Linked DNA regions of Homo sapiens: region 2 is linked to region 1. Evidence: chromatin loops called from intact Hi-C (ENCODE). Cell type or tissue: endothelial cell of umbilical vein. All regions are shown on one strand. Links, peaks and the distances in the headings refer to the core of each region. The heading gives the core; the rest is flanking DNA.

Region 1 (11,021 bases), core at 1,399-9,398:
TAAACCTTAAGGTCTAATTATTACAAAAATGACTTGAATCAGATTTCACTCTGATGTGAAACTGCTTCAGCTCAGTATTCAGTCAAATTATGGAAGATATTAAGATAAGAGGGGTTCTGCCTTTTCCTAGAGATGATATGCCAGAGTGTGAAATGGCCTTAACACCCATTGAGAATAAAAATGCCCTTAGATAGAGCAATGCATGTGTACATGATGCTTTACTCATCCAAGCCACTCTTTTTGGGTTTCTATTGTGTTGTAGGTTTTGTGTTAGGTGCTGAGGACACAGTAACAATCAGATCGATCCAGACCACACTGTGCTCTCATTCCAGCTGACAAAATTGTCAAAAAAGAAAAATGCAATAAGTGCTACAACAGAGATCTAGACAAAGTGTAGCAGGGCCACTTGGTGGGACCCTGCTTTGTCCCACACACAGAATTTCTTGGAATTTAGGTAAATAGAGCTCATGATAATGTAAGTAAGCTTTAAAATTAACTTAAAAACCTATCCCAGGCCTGGTGCAGTGGCTCATGCCTATAATCCCAGCACTTTGGGAGGCTGAGGCCGGCGGATCACCTGAGGTCAGGAGTTCGAGGCCAGCCTGACCAAATCCGTCAGCCTGACGGAGAAACCCCATCTCTACTAAAAATACAAAATTAGCCAGGCATGGTGGCACATGCCTGTAATCCCAGCTACTCGGGAGGCTGAGGCAGAAGAATCGCTTGAATCCAGGAGGCGGAGGTTGCAGTGAGCCAAGATCGCACCACTGCACTCCAGCCTGGGCAACAAGAGCAAAATTCTGTCTCAAAAACAAAACAAAACAAAACAAAAAAACAATCCCTACCATCATACCATCATATTTGGCTCATCAATTATTATATCTAATATATAATAGATGTAAAATGAATAAATAAATGAACTTTCCAGCTTACAAATTAGACTTGGGCTATAAGCAAGCATCTACATCAATTATAAAAGAAGTGTTCATGAATACAAAATATTTTTAAATACCCAAAAGCCTAAGGCAATTTGAATTGAGGAGAGATGCAATTTAAATACAAACCTCATACTGACCAACTTAAAAGATACATAAATTATTTGTGTTGTCTATTTGGGCTACTTAATCATGTATTTTCAGCATCTCAGTAACACAGTTTTTTTTTTTTTTCAGTCACGTGGACCTTCTTTTTTCTTCTAAATCTCAACCATATTATCTATATGGCTGTGCAAGGAAGATCAATAAGGAGGAGCTCTAACAATTTCCATTGGTTTTCTGCAATCCAAACCGAGATGATCCAGGCTTAAACAAGACGTAGGGAGTCTAGGGGTAGAGAAAGGCTGATTCTTTGCTGTATCTTACAGGAGGTCTACGCTTATGAATTCCAGCTTTTCAGGTGGATAATTTGACATGAAGGTTTGTTCTTTGAACATTTTTAATCATTCTATCCTGCCTCCCAAGGCTCCCAAGAGACATTTTACTGAAATAGAAGTAAAATGCTAAATACTTTACTCACCTTTTCCTCTAATTCTGTGTTTTGACCTTTTTTAAGTTTTCATCTCACATGCTATTATAAATAACCTGAGGACAGGAACATAGTCTGTGCAGTTCTCTCTAATCAGCATCTATTCCAGCACCCTATGCAATGAAACACTCACAAAATATTTCCTAGTGATTAGACAATAGTTTACTGTCTAATTGAAATGAAACTCAAAAGTTGGGACCTTGTTTTAACATACTTTATGCAATGTCTGATGTGAAGGAAAATCACAAAATATGAGAATTAAAAGAAGCCTTGAAACTATTTTGTTATTATCAACAATTTATTTTTTTAACCCTGTGAACTTCCTCCATCCAAATTTCTACCACTACCACGTAACAGAAAATAGTTCCAAACTTTCTATGAAGAGTCCCTGGAACCATAGAAGGGGAAGAAAAGAGATCATATACACCACAATACATTTGCAGAGAAGATCCACTTCTCAGTAACTTAATGAAATTTTGGAACCACTTAGGGCTACAACTTTGTTAGATATTAGTATTCAATACAATTTAAGTAAAACAAATAAGAGCAGACAATTTGGGTTGCAAACAGTTCAGAAGGCAAAACCAAGTTTCAATTAACTGTAAATTTTGTACAGCGAAACACTAGTAAGTTAGTTCTTGATTCTAAAAAAAAGTAAGTTTAAATTTCTTTTTCTAAACTTATCGGCTCTCCGGGATTGATAAAAAATGCAAATTCCCACCCTATCTTTGGTAGGTGCGTGTACACAGATCTGACAAGAAACTACACAAAGGGAAATGTTAAAAGTTGATCCTTCTTAGCAACATAAGAAAACCATTAAAGAGAAATATTTCCGCAGATACTTACAAGGTGAAATTTTTGTGTTCTAGCTTTTTTCACTAATGAACTTTCTCATTGCCCCTAAGAGTCTGAATACAAACAAATATTTCTAGTTCTTCCTATAGGTCTACATAAATTCCCTCCAACTTCACTTTTCTCCTTTCCTGAAATCAAATGTACAACTGTTTTACATAGGAGCAGCATAATGCTAGGCAATTAGTAAGTGTGTTGGTGTTCATAACAGAGATTTATTGCAACTATATGCAAACATTGTACTATGGATTGAGCAAAATTACATAAACAGAATAGCCAGTATTCCTGATTTGAAATTTAAATATCAATACAAATAAAATGAAATAGTAAAGAGTAGAACGGAGAAATGGGAGGGGATGTGGATGGGATGCGGGGGAGGGGATAGGATAAACTGATAGAATAAAAGATAATGGGGAGATTATTTTCTTACTCTTGGCCCCACCTCACTCTTCCATGATTATCATGCTATGGTTCTACAGTTTTCTAAATTACTATAAAAGTCTTAAAGACATAGCCTGCCCTGTGTTTCTTCTCATCTTTAGCACTGCCCAAATGGAGAATATAACTTTGAGAAAATAAATATTAATAAGTGATATGGTTTGGCTATGCCCCCACTCAAATCTCATCTTGAATTCCCACGTGTTGTGGGAGGGACCCAGTGGGAAGTAACTGAATCATGGGGGCAAGTCTTTCCCATGCTGTTCTCTTGATAGTAAGTTTCATGAGATCTGATGGTTTTAAAAAGAGGAATTCCCCAGGCTTCCCCGGCCACATGGAACTAATCCAGTTAAACCCTTTTCTTTTGTAAATTGCCCAGTCTCAGGTATGTCTTTATCAGCAGCATGAAAAATGGACTAATACAGTAAATTGGTACCAGTAGAGTGGGGTGTGGCTGAAAAGACACCCAAAAATGTGAAAGCAACTTTGGAACTGGGTAATAGGTAGAGGTTAGAACAGTTTGGAGGGCTCATAGGAAGACAGGAAAATGTGGGACACTTTGGAACTTCCTAAAGACTTGTTGAATGGCTTTGACCAAAAGCCTGATAGCAACATAGATAATAAGGTCCAAGCTGAGGTGGTCTCAGATGGAGATGAGGGACTTGTTGGGAACTGGAGCAAAGGTAACTCTTGTTATGTTTTAGCAAAGAGACTGGCAGCATTTTGCTCCTGCCCTAGAGATTTGTGGAACTTTGAACTTGAGAGAGATGATTTAGGGTATCTGGCAGAAGAAATTTCTAAGCAGCAAAGCATTTAAGATGTGACTTCAGTGCTATTAAATGCATTCAGTTTATAAGGGAAGCAGAGCATAAAAAGTTTGGAAAATTTGCAGCTTGACAATGTGATAGAAAAGAAAAACCCATTTTCTGAGGAGAAATTCAAACTGGCTGCAGAAATTTGCATAAGTAACGAGGAGCTGAATGTTAATCCCCAAGACAATGGGAAAGGTGTCTCCAGGGCAAGTCAGAGGTCTTCATGGCAGTCCCTCCCATCACAGGCCAGAAGGCCTGGGAGAAAATGGTTACCTGGGCCAGGCCCAGGGTCCCCATTCTGTGTGCAGCCTAGGGACTTGGTGCCCTGAGTCCCAGGCACTCCAGCGGTGAGTAATAGGGGCCAAGGTACAGCTCAGGCTGTTTCTTCAGAGAGTGCAAGCCCCAAACCTGGGCAGCTTCCATGTGGTGTTGGGCCTGTGGGTGCTTACAAGTCAAGATTTGAGGTTTGGGAACCTCCACCTAGATTTCAGAAGATGTATGGAAATGTCTGGATGCCCAGGCAAAAGTTTGCTGCAGGGGTGGGGCCCTCATGGAGAACCTCTGCTAGGGCAGTGTGGAAGGGAAATGTGGGGTCAGAGCCCCCATACAGAGTCCCTACTGAGGCACAGCCTAGTGGAGCTGTGAGAAGAGGACCATCATCCTCCAGACCCCAGAATGGTGGATCCACCAACAGCTTGTGCCGTGTGCCTGGAAAAACCATAGACACTCAAGGCCAGTCCCTGAAAACAGCCAGGAGGAGTGCTGTACCCTGCAAAGCCACAGGGGCGGAGCTGCCCAAGACCATGGGAACCTACCTCTTGTGTGAGCATGACCTGGATGTGAGACATGGAGTGAAAAAAGATCATTTTGGAGCTTTAAGATTTGACTGCCCCGCTGGATTTCGGACTTGCATGGGGCCTGTAGCAACTTTCTTTTGGCCAATGTCTCCCATTTGGAATGGCTACCCAATGCCTGTACCCACATTGTATCCAGGAAGTAACTAACTTGCTTTTGATTTTACAGGCTCATAGGCAGAAGGGACTTGCCTTGTATCAGATGTGGACTTTTGAGTGAATGCTGAAATGAGTTAAGACTTTGGGGGACTGTTGAAAAGGCATGATTGATTTTGAAATGTGAGGACATGAGATTTGGGAGGAGCCAGGGGAGGAATGATATGGTTTGGCTGTGTCCCCACCCAAATCGCATCTTTAATTCTCACGTGTTGTGGGAGGGACCTGGTGGGAGGTAATTGAATCACGCGGGCAAGTCTTTCCCATGCTGTTCTCATGATATGAAAAAGTTTCATGAGATCTAATGGTTTTAAAAAGAGGAATTCCCGTGCACAAGCTCTCTCTCTTTGCTTGCTGCCATCCACGTAAGACATGACTTGCTCTTCCTTGCCTTCTGTCATGATTGTAAAGCTTCCCCTGCCACGTGGAAGTTTAAGTCCAATTAAACCTCTTTCTTTTGTAAATTGCCCAGTCTCAGGTATGTCTTTATTACTAGCATGAAAACAGACTAATACAATATGTCATACAAGAGAAATAGGAAATGATAGCACTAAAAGCAATGCTATGAACGTAACAGCCCCAAGCATTAAGGAATCAGGTTATTAATTGTTACCTGAAATAAACCATGTAAATGTTTTCTCAAAGTTTTATTTTTTAAAATCCATCATTGTGCCTTTGAAGTAGGAACTTTGGAAGTTTTAGAAGTGACACTCCTATAGTACTTATAGCAAAAACTACATCTTTCACGAGCAGTTTGGACTGGATTTCTACATCTATCATAACATGGATACATTTAATTTTCTAAATATCGAACGTTTCTTCTCCAGTCGTGTTCCTCATGGAGAAAGAGTCCCAGCAAAAAAACAAATGCTGAAGCAAGGCCCCAAGCTTCTAACTACTTTTGCTGAGTGACGGGGAACGCTAGCACCTTATTAGTTAATCCCAAGGGGAAGGTCTGCCATGCAGGAACTAGCAGCCCTCAGAGTCTAAAACGTGGAACATATAACATCCTACTCGCATGCTCACACATACGCATTTGCACATGGGCTGACTTACATCCAGGAGACAGCCCCTGAGCTCTTTACAAATTGCAGAGAAGCCCAGGAAATCAGCTCTAAAGATGATGTGCCTCTGCTCTGCTTCAGAGGCTCCAACTCATCCTAACTGCCCTGAGAGGTTTCCATGATCAAATCCAGGAGCAGGAGGCAGAAGAGCTGAGGCTCACAAATGGCCCATCCGGGCTTTTCCGTGGAGCCCGTTTCTGCCCGACCCCCCTGAGGAATGTAAACGATCTGTTCAGGACTGAACTGCTTTACCCTCGAGGATGTAAATTATTCATTACCCCCTCCTTCTTGCACATTTTGCCTTTCATTTGCTCCATCTACTCCCTGCTCTATCTTTACTAATTTATCTCTAAGCTACCTCAATTGCCTTCTGCTCTGCTCCCCTCAGAAACTTAAAAACGAAACCGGATTCATTAGCCAAATAACTGGATTAGAGTTCTCTTCAACATATCAGGCAGTAGAGAAAGTTGCTTTGTAATTTCTTTGATATTCAGCCTTTTAGAAAGCAATTCCTTAAATTACTCTGTTTAAATCTTTGAACTACTTAACTTTCTTTGATAGCACGCTAACATTGCACTAAAACCTGTGCAATGTTATGAAAACTTTAATTTCTGTAGTCAGTGCTTCCACATGAACAGCAGGGGGCAGTAGGATATCACGAATTGAAAAAATTGTCCTGGGCTCTGAGAAACACTGTTGAATTACTGCAGTGGGTCTGTGTACTCGTGATGATCTCAGCTCTCGGATGAAGTCTTTTGTTTTGTGTCCTATTTTACAATGCACCGTTCAGTTTTCTATATGAGTTGTGGCTTAGTCACAGTATTTCACTGTGACAGCTTAGCTTAAGAAAAAGAAAGGTGCAGGAGAAAAAAAAAAGGAGGAAAAGAGAAAGAGAACATGTAAATGCTTCCAAATAAAACACATCATGAAAAGGAAAAAGTAATCCTGTGTATACATATAAAGTTTGTCCCTTCTCTGTTCCTATCCTGGACACAGTTTTTCTAGATTACAGACTGAATTCATCCCTAGTCCTCCCCAACACACACACACACACGCACACATTTGCCATATAGTTTTCTGTCAAAACAGATTTCCTATAAAAAGAAAAACAAAAAATACAAAAAACTCTTTAAAAACTAATACTTGACTTTTTTAAAAAATTCAAAAAAATCTCTCATTTTCTGTCCTTTAATCAAGCTTCTGAGTATAGAATTTTAGTGTTTTCATGCTTTTTGAACATGTATTAGTCAAAATACCTTTCATTAATATGAATGTTGCAATAAAATTCTTCCTCTGTAAATGTACAGCTTCAGATAAATAGCCAAAAGCTATAGTTGTTATCTATATCTGATATGTTTGGAGGTAGGATATGAACTACAAACTGAAATATGAGAGACTTGAAGAACAGTCAAGGATTCCTGCAATCGTATGGGTTGGGAAAGGTGCTTTAGTAATCCAACCCCCAAAGTTAGCAAATACGAAGCTACTTTCATGCATAATTTGAGTTGTACCCAAAATATCATACCCGCAAGCCTAGTTTCCTCTCCTACCTAGGCTGGAATTCCCAGGGTTATTTATGTGTTCTCATAGAGTTATTAATTTATTACTGTGGTATGGCAGATGTATTATTTCAACATCTGGTACCAAAATTTCTCTTGAAGGAGGGACTCTCTGCTCCCTACTGACAGGGCCCTATCTGATCCTCTGGTCTTATCTCCTACTGTTCTCCTGCTTACCAACTTTGATCACACCAGCTCCCTTGCTGTTCCTTAGAGCACACTAGCTACTCTATGCCTCAGGGCCTTGGCCCTAGCTGTCCTCTGTCAGGAACAATCTTACCTCATTTATCCAAATGATTCATTCTTTTGCCTATTTCAAGTGTTTGTGCAAAAATCACTTCCTCCGTGAGGCCTTCCCTGATCACTATTTAAAATAGAATATTCTCCCCAGCATTTTTTATGCACCCTTTCTCCTTTATTTTCCTCAATAGCACGTATCACCATCAAATATGCTACATATTACACAGGTAAATATAATACAGGAGATAACTGAGACCAAACATATCAGCCAACAGAGGGCTCAACCTCAGTGTTAAAACAAAAAGAAAAACAGGTTGATTTCAAAGGAAAATCCAACTCTATGCTGTATATAAAAGACAAAGACCCACCTAAAACAAAACAATTCAGAAATGCTAACAATGAAAGGAAGGATGGGTAAAGTTCTACTGAGAAAATGCAAATTAAAAAAAGAAAGAATTGAGATTTTGCAATTCAATAAAATAAAATTCAGACCAAAAACCATTATTGAGACAAAGAACATCTTATAATCCTAAAGGCTACAATTCCCAGTGAAAATAAAAGATTTATGAAAAGGTATGCAGTGAATAACACAGCAGCTACTTTCATACAGTAGGAATTATAAGAGATTCAAAGAGAAATTGAAATACACTAATAATAGCAGACTATAGTACATTTCTCTTAATTAGACAAAAAAATACAAAAACACTTAGAAAATTGACTCTAATTTACAATACAGACATGTATGCCCCAGTAAATCACATAAAAATGATCTAAATATTCACCATAATATGATAAAACCAGAAATTTATAATCAAAACATAAGAAAGCCCCATTTTGAAATTTAAAATTTTCCTATTAAACATAGCTTGTCTCAAAGGGAAATATCAATTGCTAATGAGAATTTCTAGAAAAAAATGAAAACATGACATTAGAGTTGACAAGATGCAGCTAAAGAGTGTTCAGAACAAAACTGATAATTTAAATAAATAATGAAATTATGAATTAGATATTCCACTCAAAAAGAAAACGTTAGATATATTTAAGGTTCTTTTCCATTTTGGATTTTGGATTTAATTTTCTTTTTAATTGAGCAACCTAGATTTTTCTTTTTTTTTTTGAAGGAGTCTCCCTCTGTCACCCAGGCTGCAGTGCAGTGGCGCAATTGGCCAGTCTGCTCTTGAACTCCTGACCTTGAGTGATCCACCTGCCTCAGCCTCCCAAAGTGCTGGGATTACAGGCATGAGCCACTGCACCCAGCAAGCAACCTAGATTTTAAAACAACATGAGATAAATAAGCCTAATTGTATTTAACTACATCTAACATTTTTACTAATAGTTGTAATACTGGTAGATTTTGGAAACTATTATATATATTATGCAGAAAAGTAAATAATTCTGTTAATATCATTTAGGAGCCATGATTTTCAGCATAGGGGAAAAAAGATGCAATATAAAATCAAATAAGTAAAAACTCTATAACCTTCTATTAGAATTGGAATATCAACACAAATTTATTATTTATTTTCATCTTTCTTTGAAAAACTACATCTCTCCTAGATCTTGTGTTGAAAAGTCTGGGAAGTGATAAGCCATTTAACCATGAACATCTTTCAGTGCAGACTGTAGCATCCAAATACCTTTTTCACTGGAAGCAACAAGGACACCTTTGAGAAATGGCTGATTCTAGGTCTGAGGCAGTAAATGTACAATATGAGACTGGAACTCTTACAGTGTCAGAAAGCAAGTAAGCTATCAAGACATTCGAGCTTGTGTCAAATAAACAAAGGAGCCAAAAATGGCCAAAGACGGGCAATTTGAACTTCAAAATGGATAATCACTGCAATTATATAAAAGTGTAAAAAGAGATACAGATACAATCAACATGAAACTCCTAGAAGCAACAGGAGATTCAATATGGTAGCAAGATACAAAATTAGACATAGAAATCAGTACCTTCATTTATGTAAGAATCTAGCTGTTATAAGGAAAAGTGGAAGAGATAATCCCACTTACGATACCAACAAAAAAGAGAAATACTCTAAGAATAAACTTAACAAGTGAAAAACCTTTATGATGCTTCCTTGAAAGACACAAAGCTGAAACTTGAGCACGAGAAAAAATAAACCTTGCTTTTCAAAAGGAAAATGCAACATCATAAACTGAAAAGGTATGCAGAAGATTTTTTTTTTGAAAGTACTTTTATGGGGCTATATTCTATAGTTAACATGAAAAAATAACCCAGCATTAAAAAAACACTTAAGAAAACAGCAATGATGCAGTCTAGCCCTACCAGATACTGAAATATAGTCTCTAATAAAAACAGTATATTAGCCCATAAGTAGACAATAAGATCAATGCGGGGAAAAAAGAAAATATATCTTAGACCCAATTACAATGTGGAAATTTACGTATGTGATAAAAATATTGCAAATCGCTGGTCAGGGAGGTGCTTTATAAATTAAATGTTATGACAGCTAAAAAGTCATTTGAAAATAGATAAAATTGGATACATCACCTAGGTAGAATTCCTGCATATATGTTTGTGTGTACATATCTATTACTCGTGAATCTTATAATGAGGAACCAATCTGACATCTCCAAATTGAAGGATATTCTGGAAGACCACCGGGCTAGACTTTTCAAAAATGTCAATACCAGGAGAAACAAACAAAAAAGGCTAGGGAACTGCTCTATATTGAAGGAAGCGAAAGAGACTTGACAACTGCAATATGTGGTTCTTATTGATGCACTATGTGATTCTTGTTAAATCTCGGATTTACATTTTACAAACTACAGGGTAAAGAAGGACATTTTGGGACAATTGAGGAAATTCAAATATGAAATATAGATTATTGTAATATAACAATGTTACATTTCCTAAGTATGATGATGTGCATTGTGATCCTGTGGTCCTCAATTGAGGCAACTTTGTACCTCTCCTTTTTCCCCCAACCCTCACCACTACCCCTCCCCCCCTCAACCCCCCCAACCACACCGTTTGGGTTTGGCAGTGTCTGGAGGCATCGTTGGCTGTCACAACTGGGGGAGGGGGTTGCTACTGGCATCTAATGGGTAGAGGCCAAGGATGCTGCTAAATAGTGATTGTTTAGCACAGGACACCCCCACCCCACCCCGTCACCCCACCTTACGGGTACAGACAGCAAAAACTCATCCTGCCCAAAATGTCCATAGCGCGGGGTTGAGAAACCCTGATGTAGAAAAATCCCTTATTCTTAGGGGATACATACTGAGATATTAGGCTGAATCACATGACATTGTCTCTTGCGTAGGTCAAGTATCGGCAATATTTAAGGACGAAAGGTTATGACGTTCACAACAAACTCTCAAAATAATGAACAAGCCCCTTCCGCCCCGGCTGCCCCGCGACCTAGGGGACCCGAGAAGGGCGCACTCGCACGGGCCGCGGAGGCCAACGCCGAGCCTGCGCGGCGGGAGGCGCTGAGAACTCACTGCGCACGCGCCGGTCGGCTGGCCGCACCCACGCGGCGCAGCTCCCAAAGT
Region 2 (10,133 bases), core at 1,462-9,461, 1.3 Mb after region 1:
CATAACAGGTTAAAAGTAAACTGATAGAAAAAGATATATCAGGCCAACAGAAAACATAATAAGGACTAAGTGGCTATGTTATTATCAAATAAAATAGACCTCAAGATAAAGATTACCAAACATAAAAAGACATTTCTTAATAAGTAAATGTAACATCTAATAGCAAAGTTTTGACTAGTTTTGTTACTAAAGTTTGAATGGAACACAGCCATGACTAATCATTTATGTATTGTCTATGGCTGCTTCTGTGCTGCAATAGCAGGGTTGAGTTGTTGTGACAGAAACTATGTTCCAGAAAGCCTAAAATATTTACTATCTGCCCCTTTACAGAAAATGTTTGCTAAATCTTGCAAAGGATTAAGTCACAAACAGGACACATGGCTGGTACGATGGTATATATGCCAAAAGCAAAGTTGTAAATATAGTTCATAACTATTTGAAGGCAGGAAAAGAATCAAATTACAGTAAGACTTTGAGTTTTAGGAAATATAACTTGATAAGTACCTGTAACATATGAATGAATGACCAAAGGTAGAAGTAGAAATTCAAACATATTTTCATTTAACTGACAGTGCTAACTCATGACAGAATCTCTTTTTATTCTTAAGTAACTAGTCCTTATAATATATAAGTAAATAGACCCAAATGGACACTGACCTGATAATTTCCTAAGACACAGCATACAGTTTCATTCTTTTTTTCCTGACATTAAATTAATGAACAATTTAATATAAACTTTAACCAACCAAATTTTATGAGATGTGTCTATTTGTTCAAGTGGCAAGTGTAAATAGTAACGGAACTGTGTTAATGTATACTTTGGAGACAAACTCTCCCCAGCAAAATTTTAAGAGGATGCGAGTAATCCTAATATAATGATGCACTTCCTAAGTTTTGTTTTTTCCATTAGGAAATGGACATGCATACACACATACAAAACCCTGACTATGGTGGTGGTTCAAATTTGATTAAATTTTTTTTTTTAGAAAAAAAATATTTACACACACTTTTGCTTTTTTAATATGAGGTACACAGTCCAACAAGAAAAAAAAAGTAACTGATATAGTAAAGGCACTCAGAAAAACAACAGAAACAATATGAAAGGTGTTACAAGAGACAGAAAGAGATGAAGGATGATGATTAGTACTCACCTTCTTCAAAGCTGCAGTACGGACTTTCTTCTTTAGGGAGAGAAGATTAGAAATAAACAGGTTAAAATTACATTAAGAAAGGGCTACTACATATATATAATGGGGTAATTATTTATATAGATCTTTAAGAAAAGGCAAATTGAGTTCTTTAAACACATACTTGTGAGAATGGGACAGATCTGCATTATCTAACAGGATGGTTATCAAAATTAAATTTAATAAAATCAAAAATTTAGTTTTTTCAGTTGCAAAGGCCAAATTTCAAGTGCTCAATGGCCACTTTTAGCCACTGGCTATGGGACTGGACATCATAGAACACTGTCATTATCACAGAAAATTGTATAGGGTAGCACTAGGCTAGGCTGTCTCAAGATGTCTAAATTGGAAAGATAAATTGATTTTCCCTAGAATTTTTGGTTCATTCATTCATTTCTTTCTTTAACGTTTTGTCTCTTTTATTTTATAGACCCTTTTATTCTTCAGTCTTATCTATCCACTTAAACTTTTTCATATTTGGTTGAAAATGCATGCAATTTCAAAAGAGAAACAGAATGTATCTCCTCTATAGAACAAATAGTAATTTAAAATGTTTTACTCTGCATAATATTTTTTAAAAAATTTCCAGAACTGTACAAATCTAAATTCACTTAAATCAAACAGACATATGGTGAAGAAAACACCAAGTAAAATTAATGACTGTATTGGTATAGCAATAAAATCAATCAAAATATTGATGTAAAAACGTTTCTTACAGAGTAGTTAGAGGATATGATTCAAATGAAAAGTACAGAAGGACCCTTGTATTTTAAAAAAAATAAAGATATTTAACCTATGCTTTAAAATTAAATGAACCAATTAAAAACTATTAGGACAACAAATTAAATACAATTCATATCAGAATTAACAGTAAATAATATTTTTCTGAATATGCAGCAAGAGTAGAATCCAAATTATCCTTATGTAAATCATAAGAAACTTATAATTAATTATAGATGATCTGGACCACTATGCAACATTTGAAAAAAGAGAAAAAAACACTAAATATACCTTACAAATAATTCTACAAGTTCTTAGATTTTTTATGAGACAGCTATTGTGTTAAATGTAATCATTTAAATGTAATAGTTTAACACAATGACAGTTTTCTAATTTTTATACATTTTATTACCATTGCATTTTTTTCAAATTTAGAAATTATGCTACAGCAGTATAAAAATTATTTTAAATTCACTAATATTTTCTTTTGTGCTTCTTCAGAGACAAACTTCTCTAGCAGTAAAATCATACCTTCTCTCTTTTTACTTTACTTTTTACTTTTACTCTCTCTATATTTTTATTTTGTAATCTTTAGGACTGTTATACCAAGAAAGTTTGGTCTTAAGATCTAAATAATCACAAATGAGAATAAATAAGACAGGCAAAACAGAATAGAAAGCAACTAAGAAAAAGGAAAGAACCTTAGAAAAATGATAATGGAGGTTAAAAATGATTTTCTAATGTAAGAACCAAAGAAAACCTTAAGCCATAAAAGCCAGAAACAAAAAGTAAAACTTAGAAAATTAAATTTCTATTCAAACTATCAAATAAAAAACATGCAACAGATCAGGGTCTTTACTAAATTAGATAATAACTTCTTATTGTTACGAAGTCACAAATTAACTCCCCTACCCACCCCCCCTCCAATAGATAAATACATCAAAAATATCATGAGATTACAAATTCCAAAATGCCATAATGTCTATATACTGAGATTCACAGTTTCTGGATTTATTTTTCCACCACTTAAACTGTGGATCATTGCTATCATGTGGGAGTGTTTGTTCAATTCCTCTTGCTGAAGTTTCACCAAGGACTCTTTCTCTTCCAAACGACCTTCTAATTGTGCCTTTTGAACCTCTAGGGAGGAAGCCTAAGGAATTGGGGTTGGGGGAGGAGGAAGAATTGAGAAGAAAAATAACTTTAATGTTTTCTCTATACATATATTTTAAGATGCTTTTATTTTTTATTGTACAACAACCATTTCAAGACATACTATAAATATTATACTTCAGTTAATTCAATTACATGGTAAGTTTAAAATGAATAATCATTAAACAATATAATACAAATTGAGAATACACTTTCAACTTGTCTTAAGTTAATGCCAGCAGCTGAAATTTTGCAGAAAATACTACACACTACATATTAAAATTACTAATAAGATAATCACATTAAAGCAGAACCAGAAAAACTGTAAATGTGGTACTAAATTTTATGCCTCTTCTGTTACTCAGTAGTAGTAGTAGATCAGTCTTTAATCCTAGTCTGTTCTCATCTTCCTGGTAGTAAACGGGCCAGAAAGTACAATTCATAGCTACCACTCAAGCTATGCAACCATGGTAATATAGAAAGAACCCCGGACTCAGATTCAGAATATATACCTATTGATTCACTTATTAGCTGTGTGACTTTAGTAAGTAACCTCAGACTCAGTTTCTTCAGTTGTAAGTTGAAAATATTTATTAACACATTATATAATATTTGTTAAAGTGAAAATTATACAGCTACCTATATATGACATCAAGTACTGGTAACCCCTTTCTGTATTCTTTGCACACTTGAAAATACCAGGTGCTGACACAAAGTATCTGTTTAATAACTGCTTAACTATTTTAGAAAATACATTATGAAAACCTCATAACAAATGATACTCAAGCTGCTTTGAGATCCTAATATCTTCTAAAAAATTTGCTGAAGAAACAGTACATTCCTTTATCCATATTCACCCTTTTCACAACAGACTTTTTTATTTTACTGCAAATGAGAAATGGAACAGATTCTTACCTTAATGCTCAACTCTTTTCTTATCTGTTCTGTTCTGCTTAATTCTTTTCTAAGGATATCAATGGTTTCTTCCTTATCTTCCCTTTCCTTTTGTAAGGTTTTAATCTTTTCTTCTTGTACTTTTGTTTTTTGATGCAAATCTTAAAAGAAAAAAAAGTCAAGTATTATACTCAGAGGTCTTACACTGACTACTCTGAAATGGTCTAGTAGCTACTGTAAGAGCAAAAGAGAAATAACTAGAACAAGGAAGAGAAACTTCTCTTATGACAGTATTCTATAGAAAATACCAAATCTCCATGTCTTTCTTCCATCCTCTGTTCTAAATATAATATGCTATATAGGTAAAGGACAATTCTCAAAAGTGTAAGGGTTAGAAAAGGGAGAGCTACAACTATGAAAAATTATATAGGTAGGTGCCTGCGCTCTAAGGCAAGTGAGAACAAAAATGTTTTTCAGGATCATTTCAAATATACCATTAAGAAGCTAGTAACTAAAAGTTACCTAATACTGCCACCTGCTGTTACGTTCCTTCAACATTTTTTTATTTTGAAAAGGGCAATCCATAATCCTATGTGATTTAACGAAGGAACAGAAAACCAAATACTCCAAGTTTTCACTTCTAAGTGGGAACTAAACATTGAGTACACACAGACTTAAAGATGGAACCAATAGACACTGCAGACTAGAGTTGGCAGGAGGTTGAAAATTACCTATTGCTACCTATTTGGTACTATGCTTACTACCTGGGTGATGAGATCCATACCCCAAACATCCGTGTCATGCAATATACCCAGTGTAACAGACCTGCACACATGCCCCCTGATTCTAAAAGTTGAAATAATAAAAAAATTAAATTAAATTAAATGGTCAATCATCTCTTTCCTTTTGTTTTTTTTTTTTTTTTTTTTTTTTTTGAGACAGTCTTGCTTTGTCACCCAGGTTGGAGTGCAGTGGCGTGAACATAGCTCACTGCAGCCTTGACATCCAGGTTCAAGAGATTCTCCCACTGTAGCTTCCTGAGTAGCTGGAACTACAGGTGCACACTAACACACCTGGCTAAATTTTTGTATTTTTTGTAGAGATGGGGTTTCACCATGTTGCTCAGGCTGGTCTCAAACTCCTGAGCTCAAGCAATCTACCCATCTCCAACTCCCAAAGTGCTGGGATTACAGGAGTGAGCCACTGTGCCTGGCCAATTTCTTATAGCTCCTAAATTTAAAAAACGTACCACTTTTTCAACTTGATTAAACCGAACTGCTTTTGTGAAACATTATGTCAAGAAAAGGGAAGCCATTCCAAATATGATTTAAAGTTTAAAACAATAAGTAGAAAATAAAAAAGCAAACAAAACCACTCATGCTTCCAAAATAAATACATTAAAAATAGAAAATGTATTAAATAAGAAGCCACTTACTTGCTAGCTTATGTTCTCTGTCTACTAGCTGATTCTGTACTTCTTTTCTCTGTTCTTCTTTCTCTATTAATTGGGCAATACTTCTGAAGTTATTAAAAAAAATAGAAGAAAACATTAATGAACCATATACCATTTGTAACTTTTTCTCCCTACCAAGCACTTTGGGAGGCCAAGGCGGGCAGATCACAAGGTCAGGAGATCGAGACCATCCTGGCTAACATGGTGAAACCCCGTCTCTACTAAAAATATAAAAAAAAAAAAAAAAAAAAAAAGGTCTCGTTCTGTCACCCAGGCTGGAGTGCAGTGGCATGATCTTGTGCTCACTGCAACCTCTGCCTCCCGGGCTCAAGTGATTCTCCTGCCTCAGCCTTCTGGGTAGCGGAGATTACAGGCACCCGCCACAACACCCAGCTAATTTTTGTATTTTCAGTATTTACAGAGTTTCGCCATGTTGGCCACGCTGGTCTCAAACTCCTGACCTCATGCGCTCCACCCACCTCAGCCTCCCAAAGTGCTGGGATTATAGGCGTGAGCTACCATGCCCAGCCTTTAAAACAAAATTTCTAAGAACAGCAATTGCCTGTAACTTCCACCAAATACATATCTTATATCTAAAATAAGTGACAATTCTATTAATTTTATCAATAAAAAACAATGTTCTATATAAAGGGAATCATTTTGTTTTTGAAAAATCCCACATATTCAGAATATAGAACTAGAGATTTTACTTTTCATTTTGTTCCTTGAGTGACTCATTCAACTTTTTCACTGTCTCAATTTGTTTATTCAGAGAATCACATGTGATCTGTAAATCTTTATTCTTCTTTTCAGTACTTTCATTTCTGAAAAGACAAGAAAATGAGTTGGCATCATTATGGAGGAAAACATATGAAGGAGAAAAGAAGCTCACAGTGTTTTCTTTACTATCTCTTCTAACCAAATTGCATATGCTGGAAGAGAAGGAATGTTATGAACAAGCAGGACATAAACAGAATTTCATCTACTCTAAAAGGCAGTAAATACATGTTTTGGTTGACTGATGTGGTAAAAATTACTATGAAATAGAAATGTGTGGGGCATTAATCTCATATTTATGGATATAAAGCCTTATTTTACAGATGATATTGCATTACATAATTTGCTATAAATAAGTTTAGGGTTCTACATTTGTCTCTTTAAAACTCTGCATCTAATAGTCCTAAGTATTTTACCTGCAAGGTAAACACAGAAAAAAATCCTTTCTAAAGTAATACTTTGATACTCAACTACCATAAGCATAAAATGTCTTTTTTATTTCACTAAGCACAAAGATTTTTAAAAAGCAACCCAAAAACCAAACCAAAACAAACAAAAAAAACCAGTAGCCAAACTTGGCCAGCAGTTTTTGTATCTAATCCATACAGGAATTTTAACAATCTGAGTTTGAGTGCCTTTAGACAGTCCTGACCATTACAAATGACCTTTTCCCCAGCCAGCTTCATTTACATGTTATCCACTTGTCCATTCAAGGAATTTCACCTTCTAGCCCCTAAATCACTAGCTGGAACATAAGCAGGTCTTAGAAACCACGTATTTTTCTTGGACGCTGCCTATCTCTTAGGTTCTCTATGTGAGACAAAGCAGGTATCCCCTTTTTAGGAGGTCTGAGGACCTCAAGCTGGAAAATAAAGGAAAATCCTGAGTTCACTCAAGGGAAATTCCAGGGACCTAGATAGCCCTAGAAGTAAATAAGTAACTTGTTAAACAGGAAGGTAATAGTAGCCTAAATCAAAGTTAACAAACTTAAGAGTACCAGTGATACTTGATTCTTTATAGAACTTAAAGAAAACAACTTAACACATGTCCCTGAGTTGTATTTCAGAGACCCGGACCCTCATTGAGGAAGCCCACTGACCAGATCCATTGACAAGTAGAGCTCAGGTAAGGAGAAAATGAAGGCTGAATTTTAACCACTGTTCTTTGTTCTAAGTTTCTTTCTCAGGGTCTTGAACAAAGTCACTCTCCCTAGCTAGTTAACATTTTTCTACTGACCCCAAATGTTTAAACAAAGCTGCTCTTCCTTAACCAACTGCAAATCGAAAAATCTTTGGGTCTACCCATGACCTGTAAGCCCCTGCTTCACAATATCCTGTCCTTTAAACTTAAACCAATGTATAACCTTTAACTATTTATTTATGATTTTTGTCTGTAACTTCCACTTTCCTGAAATTTACTCGCCTTTAAAAATCCTTGCTTGCAAGCTATTGGGGAGGTCAGTATTTGAGCATTTGGCTGCCTGCTCCTCCTTACTTGGCACCCTGCAGTAAAAGCCTTTTTTTCTATCACTGCAAACCTTGGTGCAGATACCTGGTTTTACTGTATTGAGCAAATGGAACCCATTTCAGTTCTATAACGTATTTTCTTCACTGCTGACGTTCTCAACTTGGCTTATCACTAATACTACACTTTATCAGTGGTGCCTCAAACAATCAGACTTTGTAAAAAGTTGCTGGGGTAAATATCCTGTTAAAAAATCACTTTGTCATCATTTTCTAGATACTATTCATTTCTCACCCTTCATTATTATTGATGGGAAATAAGCATATGTACCATGCCAAGCTAAAAATTTCTATATCTCTGTATTAACAACATAGAACAATCTTAAAATATAAAGCAATAAACAAGTTCCCCCAGAGTGTATTTACTTTTATGGGTTGGTAGAAAATACATAATTGTTCCTGGTCTTCCCTGTAATTCAGAAGTTTTACAACTGGCCTAAAAAGATAAAAGAGTTTATAAGGGAGGAAAAACCAATCAAACTTTGCTAGTAGGCACACAAATTGGTACAGGTTGAGCAACACTAATTTGAAAATCCAAAATCAGTCTAAAATCAAAAGTGCTCCAAAATATTAAACTTTTTGAGTGCTACCATTGTGTTCAAAAAGGACACTCAATCTGTATCACATTTTGGAGGAAAATTTAGAAATATCTATCAAAATATTAAATATACATACCCTTTAACTTAGCAATTCACCTATGTGAACTTATTCTACAGATGTAATCACACATGGAAGTAAACTATAATCAAGGATATTAAGAGATGAGTTAAACACTTACACCTAAATTTCCATTCTATTAGGCAGAATGATATGAAATTGCCAATATTCAACTACTTTTGATCTGCAGAAATGACCATTCAACCTAATACTAATTTGACAACTAAGTTTATTTAAAAATTATTAATGAAGTGCCTAACTATGCAGCAAGCACTCCTACAGGCCCTAGGGATCTGTCAGTGATCAAAACAGACAAACTTGTCCTTGTGGAGCTTATCTCCCAAATGACTGCTGACTGTTATGAATACATAAAAGAAGTCAACTGGAAAGACCTGTATTTTGTTTCCAACATTGATACTGAGTTTGAGGAAGCAACACTTCATTTCACAATGACTTAAGTTTCTTGCTAATTACTTACCTCATGTGTTATCAGAATATATGAAATGCTTACAAAAGGATTTTCGGGTCTCAGAAAAGAAATGCTGCATGTTCATTCTAGGTTCTAACCTTACACAGAAGATTTTACTTTATTTACCTCTGAAGAAGTTCCATGTAGGATTTTGTCAGTATTTCATGTTCTTCAGCCACAGACTCTAACTTCCTATTATGTTGAAAGAGATGCTCAATATCACTCTGCGCTCTTTCTGATTCAACTTGCTGCGCCTTCAGCAACACACTAAGCTCTTCATTTTTTCTCTCAACTTCTCTCAACATACTAGCAAGTGTCCGTGCCTCAAAAAAAAAAAGAAGATAGACTTTACCACTATCATCTATATCATATGCTCAACACATACCTACAATTTAAAAGTTTACTAAGTATCTAATAAGCTGGTATCTGTTGGGTCATGCAAAGCTGTATTAGTCACATATACTTAGGACTTTACTTCTAATAAGTTGGATACTGTTATATTTTTTTAACTTAATACATTATCTGATAAAAACAATCTCACTATGATCAAATTAATGGAAATGGATACAACTGCAGCAACATGAAGGTCGCGCTACATACAGTATTCAATTAAAAAGGTATGGTCCTCAGAGGTAGCCATTAACACTAAACTGCTAAGTGTGCACACCATCAGCATTCTCATTTCAGGTGAGAATTAAGAACAAAATCTTAACGACATCACAGATGCTTAATCAAACACTTAAAATTAAGCTAGTATAATCAAAGAATGTAACCTATACCATAACCTGCATGTATTTATTATGTGATATGAAACACTAAAAAAGCAGAAAAGTCGCTAGAATAAAAAGTTGGTTCCCCCCAGCCCTTTGGATTTTATTTTACAATGCTAGACAAAACCCTAAGCCTTTCTCTGTTTTTACGACTTTGTGAAGAACCTGTATCCAGTTATTTAGTGCTATTTTTATAAGAACTTTTCCAGTAACATGAATAAAATATTAAACTCTCTAATAAAATACAAGACATGTCCAACAGACAGAAAATATAAGAATGTGCTATGGGGAGAGGGAAAAATTATTTTAATATCACTAATGTTCTTTCTTGTAATTTGTGACAAATTCAACATACCAGTTAAGACAAATGAAACCATGTTAAAATAAGCAAAAAAGAAAGAAATATGGGGGAAAAAAAGAATACCATTATTCTGAAGAGACTTAAGAGGCATTTTACTAGTCACTTATTTTGATGCATCTTTCAAAAGCCAGGAACACTTTATTATAATTCATTCATTATAAATAATATCA

The links. Hi-C counts contacts between places; a loop is a spot of excess contacts. Peaks named below come from ENCODE experiments on the same cell type or tissue, not always from the same donor. Only the 100,000 strongest peaks of a DNase experiment are listed, where the experiment ranks them.
Region 2: it touches region 1 in a loop (8-fold over the local background); 17 of 110 quality-filtered maps call a loop at or near these places.

Annotation. Positions count from the first base shown.
Region 1 is chr3:107,229,696-107,240,716 of GRCh38, forward strand. It overlaps LINC00882 (long intergenic non-protein coding RNA 882), which reads right to left and starts at 10,943. Exons shown (of 4, transcript NR_028303.1): 1 at 10,748-10,943. It overlaps LOC124909404 (a long non-coding RNA gene), which reads left to right. Exons shown (of 2, transcript XR_007095994.1): 2 at 1,173-1,803. It overlaps DUBR (DPPA2 upstream binding RNA), which reads left to right and starts at 10,997. Exons shown (of 4, transcript NR_028302.1): 1 at 10,997-11,021. RefSeq lists a silencer at 6,239-6,288. In endothelial cell of umbilical vein, for the core only: a CTCF peak has its summit at 6,336 (motif pointing right); a DNase peak (open chromatin) is centred at 6,376; H3K4me3 peaks cover 416 bases.
Region 2 is chr3:108,548,260-108,558,392 of GRCh38, forward strand. CIP2A (cellular inhibitor of PP2A) reads right to left here. Exons shown (of 21, transcript NM_020890.3): 17 at 8,959-9,155; 18 at 6,117-6,230; 19 at 5,389-5,471; 20 at 3,975-4,114; 21 at 1,605-3,060. The coding sequence ends at 2,890. It also overlaps a transcript of MYH15 not described here. Among named protein-coding and RNA genes, the nearest start is that of CIP2A, 36 kb to the right of the region's middle. In endothelial cell of umbilical vein, for the core only: a CTCF peak has its summit at 4,510 (motif pointing left); a DNase peak (open chromatin) is centred at 4,492; H3K27ac peaks cover 397 bases.